Regions from separate parts of the Homo sapiens genome. Here all the other regions are linked to region 1. Evidence: chromatin contacts called from ENCODE Hi-C or POLR2A ChIA-PET data. All regions are on one chromosome and are shown on one strand. Each heading gives the region's core, a stretch centred on a gene start or an enhancer-like site at or near the end of the contact. The rest is flanking DNA. Distances are from core to core; before and after follow the strand shown.

Evidence for each region. A loop is a pair of places that touch in the nucleus more often than their neighbours do. ChIA-PET counts read pairs that join two places held with the same protein, here RNA polymerase II (POLR2A). Pooled maps may share reads with other maps.
Region 2: a map with no recorded cell type shows a loop between it and region 1 (7-fold over the local background). The contact joins two enhancer-like sites. A Hi-C loop is called at or near these places in 11 of 37 single-sample maps with no recorded cell type and 4 of 50 pooled maps. POLR2A ChIA-PET finds 5 or more read pairs at or near these places in 1 of 52 experiments (activated T-cell).
Region 3: a loop to region 1 is called in a map with no recorded cell type, with 11 times the contacts of the local background. The contact joins the promoter of SUB1 here to the enhancer-like site in region 1. A Hi-C loop is called at or near these places in 12 of 37 single-sample maps with no recorded cell type and 4 of 50 pooled maps.

What each region holds. Positions count from the first base shown.
Region 1 is chr5:33,848,641-33,851,712 of GRCh38, reverse strand. All of the region lies in intron 2 of ADAMTS12 (ADAM metallopeptidase with thrombospondin type 1 motif 12), which reads left to right. Among named protein-coding and RNA genes, the nearest start is that of ADAMTS12, 42 kb to the left of the region's middle. RefSeq lists an enhancer at 1,310-1,811. Within about 2 kb of position 1,517, at least 4 of the 41 ENCODE cell types and tissues checked have a DNase peak (open chromatin) inside an H3K27ac peak, as active enhancers do.
Region 2 is chr5:32,530,039-32,533,110 of GRCh38, reverse strand. LOC124900954 (a long non-coding RNA gene) reads right to left here. Exons shown (of 5, transcript XR_007058719.1): 4 at 1,195-1,289. Among named protein-coding and RNA genes, the nearest start is that of SUB1, 54 kb to the left of the region's middle. RefSeq lists enhancers at 1,105-1,204, 1,345-1,454. Within about 2 kb of position 1,395, at least 14 of the 41 ENCODE cell types and tissues checked have a DNase peak (open chromatin) inside an H3K27ac peak, as active enhancers do.
Region 3 is chr5:32,583,898-32,586,969 of GRCh38, reverse strand. It overlaps SUB1 (SUB1 regulator of transcription), which reads right to left and starts at 1,413. Exons shown (of 5, transcript NM_006713.4): 1 at 1,345-1,413. RefSeq lists silencers at 830-1,099, 1,140-1,239.

The DNA.
Region 1 (3,072 bases), core at 268-2,767:
TGCAGCAGAGGGCACATCTGATCTTGGAGGTTGGATATTGTGGGGGACTGGGCAGCAATCCAGTATCCCTTCTGAGCAGATACTCTTTTCTATCTGGAAGGTTGTGATAACAGTTGCTTTGGCAATGACCAGAGGAGGATTTGAGATGTATCGGTGAGTGCTTTACATCCCTCCTCTGGAAAGGATTCTCTCTTTTACTAGTAAATCCTTTTAATTCAATTAGTTAATTCAACTGTTTCAATAAAGAGATTCAAATTTGACAAATAGACTCCTCTTTCCTTTTATTTTATTTTATTTTTTTGAGATGGAGTCTCGCTGTGTCACCCAGGCTGGAGTGCAGTGGCGTGATCTCGGCTCACTGCAAGCTCTGCATCCTGGGTCCATGCCATTCTCCTGCCTCAGCCTCCCGAGTAGCTGGGACTACAGGTGCCCACCACCATGCCTGGTTAATTTTTTGTATTTTTAGTAGAGATGGGGTTTCACCACGTTAGCCAGAATGATCTCGATCTCCTGACCTCGTGATCTGCCTGCCTCGGCCTCCCAAAGTGCTGGGATTACAGGCATGAGCCACTGTGTCTGGCCTCCTTTTATTTTTATTGCTAGCTTAGTCCACTGTGATTTAGGCTTAAGACTTCAGAAGAGTACTCTGTCATGCGCAAGCACTGGACTTGGAGTTGGGAGACCTGAAGTTTATGCCTGAATGCTCCCATCTAGCCAGAAGCTCTAAGAGAAGTTTCTTAACACTCAAGATTCCAGCTTCTTTTTCTGGGAAATGAAGGCTAATTCCTAAGATCTTATAGAACTCAGGAACTCTGACCAAAGCATATCACCTCATGGGGTGATACGTGCAAAATTAGGTATATAGTTGTTTGTTTTATTGGTGGGTGACCTTAGACAAGACTTCGCCTCTTTAGATCTATTACTTTGGGTGAACTGGATCCTTGCAGCCCAGGGACCAGCAGGATGGGAAAAAACTCTCTCTTTGACCTTTGAATCTGAAAAACTAAACAGTCAAAAAATATGAAGGTGAGAAATAATATCCTAGCCCAGGTCATCCAGAGTAGATATTTACACTGTAACATTTTCTGTGCTGTGGACATGGATGGTGGCAGCATGATGCTGGTATCAGACTGTTCCTGTGAGGAAAAGGCTGCTGCAATGAGAGAGGCCTATGGTGTCGAGAGCCTGTTGGGCTTTCCAGGTAGGCAGATTTCAGTCATTAGCTCTGTAACTTTGGGCATGTTAGCTCTGAGATTGTAAAAGGGGCTGACAGCACCTGTTTTGGTTGGGAGGATGGGTGTGTAGCACTTAGCATAGTGCCACACCAAGAACTCTCTTGTGAAAGGGAACAAGAAGGCCTCCCAGAGGTCGCCGTGGCCAGCTTCCCCTGAGGTCTGATTAATCCTCTCTTTTAGTGAAACTTTCTGCTGAGTCATTGTGTCTGAAACCCAGAGGCATGTGAGACCATGCCACATCCTGGGTCAGGAAGTCCCCTTTCACCTGCTTAACCGATGTGCAGGTGACGGACCATTAGACGCTCGTGGTAAGGGTGGGTCACAGTCTGGTGGTGAGATCTGCTCCGTACAGACGATATGGTAAGAACAGATCATCTATTGAGAGTGAAAATCTCCGTGAGAGGAATCTAGGCTTTTCCCCCTTCGTTTTATAATACGTTTAGCAGGTAATAAGTTCACATGCTACAAAACTTAAAAGATAAAAAGGATTTACACTATAAAATACATCTCCCACCTGCCTCTGCTACTAGTATAGTGTGTGTATATATTATATACACATGCTATCTATATGTAGGTAATACATATATAATATGCTATGCAATACATATATATATTGATACAATGTATATTGCTATGCAATACATATATATTGATACAATGTATATATTGCTATGCAATACATATATAGATACTATATATTGCTATGCAATACATATATAGATACTATATATTGCTATGCAATACATATATAGATACTATATATTGCTATGCAATACATATATAGATACCATATATTGCTGTGCAATACATATATAGATACTATATATTGCTATGCAATACATATATATTGCTATGCAATACATATATATTGCTATGCAATACATATGTGTATTGCTATGCAATACACATGTGTATTGCTATGCAGTACATATATGTATATATTGCTATGCAATACATATATATATATTGCTATGCAATACATATATATATATTGCTGTGCAATACATATATATATATTGCTGTGCAATACATATATATATTGCTATTCAATACATATATATATTGCTGTGCAATACATATATATATATTGCTGTGCAATACATATATATATTGCTATTCAATACATATATATATTGCTATTCAATACATATATATATAGCTATGCAATACATATATATATATTGCTATGCAATACATATATATATTGCTATGCAATACATATATATATATTGCTATGCAATACATATATATATATTGCTATGCAATACATATATATATATTGCTATGCAATACATATATATATTGCTATGCAATACATATATATATTGCTATGCAATACATATATATATATTGCTATGCAATACATATATATATTGCTATGCAATACATATATATATTGCTATGCAATACATATATATATATTGCTATGCAATACATATATATATATTGCTATGCAATACATATATATATATTGCTATGCAATACATATATATATATTGCTATGCAATACATATATATAGATGTCTCTTCTCAACAGCTTAGATGAAAACACCACGATATATATATATCATGTGTGTGTATAATATATACACATTAAAGCTACTTAGGTGATTCTGGTGCAGCCAGGTTTGTAAGCTAATAATCTACGTTCTAGATTCATATTTTCTCTTCTGCTTCTCCAAGGCCTGCCCTCCCACTTCTCTTTTTCAGTGCTAATACTTGCAATCACCCTAGGTGATAGACACTCAAAATACTTCTGCTAAGAATAGAAGCCTGCTTGCATTTTCCCTAGGCAAGTTGTCATTGGGGCAACTGATTCAGAATACATCTCAACAAT
Region 2 (3,072 bases), core at 146-2,645, 1.3 Mb after region 1:
CTGTTTCAGTTCTGTTTCAGGAACGATGATATGAGCATTTAAGTTAAAATCAAGGAGGCTTTAGCATCTCAGGACAAATGACCCTAATACTCAACCCTACTGATGAAACTTAACTCATTCCAGATCTCCTCTGGTCTACGGCCATGGTTTAAGAATTTGTGGGGGCCGAGTGTGGTGGTTCAAGGCTGTAATCCCAGCACTTTGGGAGGCTGAGGCGAGTGGATTGCTTGAGCCCAGGAGTTCAAGACCAGCCTGGCCAACAGCCTGGGCAATATCCCTACTAAAAATACAAAAACTAGCTGGGTGTGGTGGCACACACCTGTAGTCCCAGCTACTCGAGAGGCTGAGATGGGAGCATCACTTGAACCCAGGATGTCGAGGCTGCAGTGAGTCATGATCGTGCCACTGTACTCCAGCCTGGGTGACAGAATGAGACCCTGTCTCAAAAAAAAAAAAAAAAAGAATTTGTGGGGAGGGTAGCAGCAGATTCTGCAATATATAAGAAACAAATGGTGGTGCCCTTCTCCATTACCTTCCCCTCGTGCCCAGGGCACCTCTTTGAAGTATTAGTTCTCCGGGAAGACACTGAAAGAATGCATTGCTCTAAGAGAAAGCAAAACCCTACTGCTCTGCAGATAGTCACAGTAATTCTTGGGGATTCCCAAGGCTGCCAAGTTTATTTCTCCTGTGAGTTACGCTGAAAACCCCCAACCCTTGGTAAATAATCTGAACCAGTCTCGTTGCTACATTGCTTGGTAGATTTTAGAGTCACTCACTGCAGGAAACAGAGGCTGGAACATTCCACTCCCTAGGTGAGAAGCCATTTTCAACTACACCCTGTAGTTCACGGTGCTATCTGGAGCCAGAGTGAATGCCGGTTGCCATGGCACTGCTTTAAATTGTGCCTGTGCTGACACATCTCATCACAATGTCACATGCTGCTCCCATACACTAGATAGATAGAGCCGCATCTATCTCTTCCTCATGTTTACCGATTGATGCCTGAGCTCTGCGTTAGGAATAGAGATACATCAGCCAGAAAGCAAATCATGTGGGTGCCACACCTCCCTGGCTTATTTATAAGGGGTTGAAAACACCTGAATTAGGCAACAAGCGATCTGAGTTCTACTCACAGTTCTCCACTCTGTGATTTTGGACAAATTCCTTAAAATCTCTGACCCTTGGATTCCTCACCTGTACAATGAATGAGATGGAGTAGAATATCTCTGCAGTATCTTCCTGATGTAATGTCTCTGACTCCTGCACGCCGTTTTGAAGCAGCGGAAGCTCTGCAGAGAATCAACATCAAAGTGTGAGTGAGGCAATTCCTGTAAGCAGTTGCATGGCCCTGCCCTGCTGACTGTTTCTGAAATTCCCCTCCACCATCTCTGAGCTGTTAGGGATTTGTTTTGAGTTAATTTTCTGGCAAGATGCCACTTGCCAAAAGGTCCCTTCTGGTGCACTAAGAGGACTGTTTTCAGCTTGGATTATTATTTGCCTTGGAAATGCTTTCTTCTCAAGCCAGTCGCTGGTTCAGTGCTCACAGTTTTGGTCCCAAAGATAGCTACACCTCTGAATAAAGTAAGTTCTGAAACTAGACACTTTGGGATGCAGAGGTGGGAGGGTCACTTGGGTTCAGCAGTTCAAGACCAGCCTTGGCAACATAGTGAGACTCGTCTCTACTAAAAATACAAAAATTAGCCAGGTGTGGTAGTGTGTGCCTGTAGTCCCAACTACATCACTTGAGCCCAGGAGGTCGAGGCTGCCGTGAGTCGGAATACAATGGCTGGACAACAGAGCGACACCTTGTCTCAAAAATAAATAAATAAACTAGAAAAAGACATGTGAGGCTGGCTTTTGGGCATGTTTTATAGAGTAGTATCTCATGGGACCAAGGGACAAAGCAGCTCTGATACTTGTATAACCAGCGTGCAGCTGGTCTCATTAGCTGGTCTCATTTCATACTTGCGTTGTCCTGCCCCCTAGCACTCATCTGTTGTTTGTAAAAACTGGGCTCTTGCTGGGCGTGGTGGCTCATGCCTGTAATCCCAGGACTTTGGGAGCCTGAGGCGGGCAGATCACGAGGTCAGGAGTTCGAGACCAGCCTGGCCAATATGGTGAAACCCCGTCTCTACTAAAAATACAAAAATTAGCCAGGCGCGGTGGTGTGTGCCTGTAGTCCCAGCTACTCAGGAGGCTGAGGCGGAAGAATCGCTTGAACCCAGGAGGCGGAGGTTGCAGTGAGGCGACATCGCTCCACTGCACTCCAGCCTGGGCAACAGAGCGAGACTCCATCTCAAAAAAAAAGAAAAAAAGAAAAAAACTGGGCTCTCACTTTCAAATTCTCCTTCACACCCCATCTCAATTATTTGTGGGAATCCTCACATGGGCTCTCATGTATAATCCACAGACAAAAATAGGGTCTGGGAAGTAAGGGGAACAAGGGTAATAGAGTGTCTTGGCTCAAACCAGGGATAAGCAAGTCACAGGAAAAAAATCTAGGGACTTGACAGCAATCATCATCTTTTTTATTTTTGAGATAGGGTCTCGCTCTGCCACCTAGGCTGCAGTCCAGTGGTGCGATCTCGGCTCACTGCAGCCTCAGCCTCCTGGACTCAAGCCATCCTCCCACCTCAGCCTCCCAAGTAGCTGGGACCACAGGCGCATGCCAACCATGCATGGTGAATTTTGGTTGTTGTTGTTTTTGTTGTTGTTTTGAGACAGAGTCTTGCTCTATTGCCCAGGCTGGAGTGCAGTGGCGCAATCTTGGCTCATTGCAACCTCTACCTCCTGGGTTCAAGTGATTCTTGTGCTTCAGCCTCCCTAGTAGCTGGGACTACAGGTGTGCACCACCAAGCCTGGCTGATTTTTGGTTTTTTAGTAGAGACGGAGGGGTGGGGGTGGGGGGTTCGCCATTTGGCCAGGCTGGTCTTGAACTCCTGACCTCAGCCTCCCAAAGTGCTGGGATTACAAGCATAAGCCATTGTGCCCGGCCCAGACTTTTTGTATTTTTTGCAGAGACAGGATCTCACTGTGTTGCCCAGGGTGGTCTTGAAGTCCTGGGCTCAAGCG
Region 3 (3,072 bases), core at 164-2,663, 1.3 Mb after region 1:
TGAAACTTGCATTAGCACTGACATTGCATATGTTCCAAAATAGGAGGTCAAGGAAAAAGAAGTGGGCCACCCCAATCCTAGCCATTAAATTCAAAAAGCTCAATCTGATTTTAACTGGTAATGTCTTCAAGGGTAAATTCAGAAGGGAAAAGCAATGTTCATGACCACGTTTTATCCGTTTTTCCTGTTTCTGCTCCATTTTGCAACCTCATCTCTAAAATCAATTTAGTTAAGTTTTTTATGCTAATTAATACGACAAAAAGATATTTTTTAAAAAGGTAATTAAATTGAACATAATTTTTCACTTTGAAACTGTCGATCATAACTACCGTCTGTTATCAAAAACTGCCTGGGGGCCTAAGAATTTTTCAAAGAACCACCTGGTACTCAACCCAAAGAAGTCCACTGGAGAAGAAAGGTAACGGTAACTAAAACCAGCCTCTAAACTTTTAACAAATATATATTTACCTTAATGAGCCTGTTCCAATGTGGGGGTGGGGGGAGAAGCAGCTTGTAATTCAAGTAACTGATACTGAAACCACTATTGTAGAATTTATACAAAACGCAACTTTAAAAAGAGAAACGAAATCTTCAGCCTTTGCTGATTGAGGGAAAGATCAGAAAAAAACGAGGTGAAAATGAACCAGGACTGAAGGGCACACGACTTCGGTATAACAGGAAGGTGACAAGCACAAGACCAGGGAAGGGGTCGCGCGGCCCCAGCAAGCCGCTAGAACCCCGTGGCTAGCAGCCGCTCGGGCGAGGGGAGACAGGTTGGTCGGAGGGGGCGTGGGAGGCGGCGAAGTGCGGAGAAGACGGCGTGGGAAGGGGCGGGATTTGCACCAAGCGCCATTTTCTTCTCTCGAAGCGTTCCCTCCCCCTGCACATCAGCCGTTCTTCCCCCGGCCCCCTCCCGCCCGCATCCGCTCTCCCAGTCTCCAGAGCGCCCCGCTCAGGGCGAGGGGCGGGGGAAGAGTAGGTAACCGCACGCGCCCCACCTAGGCAGGCCGCCGCCGCATTGTCCCGGGGACGCCGCGACTCTCTCCCCGCGACTCCTCACTCCCCGGCCGCCCTCAATCTACCGCCCCGGGCCGCAGCGCCCGCCGCCTCGACTCGGCTCCCCGGGGACAGGAGTCTACCGCGGAAGGGCCCACAGCGCGTCAGGCGTGGAGTCAGAAACGGAGAAGGGGGCCGGGGACGCCGAGGGGAAGGGGGAGGTAAGGCAGAGCCGCCATTTCCCGCGGCCATTGCCGGCGAGAGGAGTGGAGGGCCGAAGGCAGCTCACGGCCCGGCTGGGAGGGTGGGGGCCCCGAGGAGTAGGGGTAGGGGGTCCCGCGCACTCACGCTTCGCTCGGCTCTAGCAGTCGAACACCCTCTTGGTCGTTCGCTCGCGACTGACAGAGAACCGGAAGTGACGGCAGCCAGGAGACGCCGGCCCCGCCGCGCTGGGGCTGCGGTCACGTGATGGGGCGTGGCCTCCCCACAGAAACCAACACTTAGACCCTTTCCAGGGCCTTAAAGGGACCGCGTCTCTTCCTAAATGGGTGACGCGAAAGTCAGATGTTGGAAGATTACATCTGACCCTTGAGAGAATGAAAGAGCTAATATCCTTCCTGTAGGAGATAGCTTAAAAAAAAATTAAAAAAAAGGAAAACGCCAATAAAACATGAGTGACAAGCGCCAAGCTTTGCGTTTGTTCAATAAATGTTTACTCTAATGAAGCGAAGGGGTCATAATGAAAAAGATCAATACTCTGGCCCATTTTCCCAGAAATGGTCTTCCTACCCCACTTCACCCACCTCAATACATGCCTCTGCCTCCTAAAATCCAAAGGAAGGAAGCTAAAGTCACAGCGTTTAATTCCAGAAAGTGCAAGAAATCTTTGGAGTACTCCTTATTCCTGTATTGAAGTCCTGGAGATGTAAGGGAGTTCACAGAAGGCAAGAGGAATCCATATACAAGCAGGAATATAGCTAAAAGATTATTTGAATATGTATTTGAATGAATACTTCCTACAGCTAAGAATCAATATAAAGGCATATCTATTAACAAAGATTTATCAAGCACCCACTACGTGTCAGACGCTGCAGGAGGCAATTTACATTACTCATCCTAACAAGCATGTTCCAAAGCAGAAATGACTGTTCTCTCCATTTTATAGACGAGGAAACCAAAGTTAACGCCCTATGGAGAGGATATTTCCTGTTACAGCTGAAGCGTGAATTGTCCTTATGTTCTCTCCCTCCAGACCCTATTTTCCTGCCTCAGGTAGAGGAATGGTATGGGATTTTACAAAGTAGAGGATGGAATCCTGTCGAAGCTCAGAATTGCACATCGGAGATGCCACAGAGGCTAAGGAAGGGCAGTGGGTTGCAGAAAGGGAGGAGTGTTTGGATCTACATATGGAGCAGTTAGACCTGTGGTTCCCACCCATCCCACCCTTATAGGAGAAGAGAGTTATATATTCCCTGCAAACATTAAAGCTGGGAGCGGAATGTGTAATGGGGTTGAGACGCAAAGAACACAGCGGATGGAATCAAAGTCTGAACACTAAACGTGAAAGCATCCCCCACACGTCCCTTTCTAGAATTACCTGACTTTTAAAGGATTAAATGCTGACAAAAATACAAACTAATCCCTTAGTTTGTTGTGAAACTCTCCATCATAATGAAATAAAAGAAGCCATGAAAATAAACACTGACATCAGGCGCGGTGGCTCACCCCTGTAATCCGAGCACTTTGGGAGGCCGAGGCGGGTGGATCGCCTGAGGTCAGGAGTTCGAGACCAGCCTGACAAATATGGTGAAACCCCGTCTCTACTAAAAACACAAAAATTAGGCGGGCGTGGTGGCGTGTGCCCAGCTACTCAGGAGGGTAAGACAGGAGAATCATATGAACCTGGGAAGTGGAGGTTGCAGTGAGCTGAAATTGTACTACTGCACTCCAGCCTGGATGACAGAGTGAAACTCCGTCTCAAAAAAAAAAAGAAAAGAAACACTGACATTATGCATTGTCATGGGACACTGCGCAGCTCCACACCTAGCTAAAGAAATGCTTAATATTCAAGGTAAA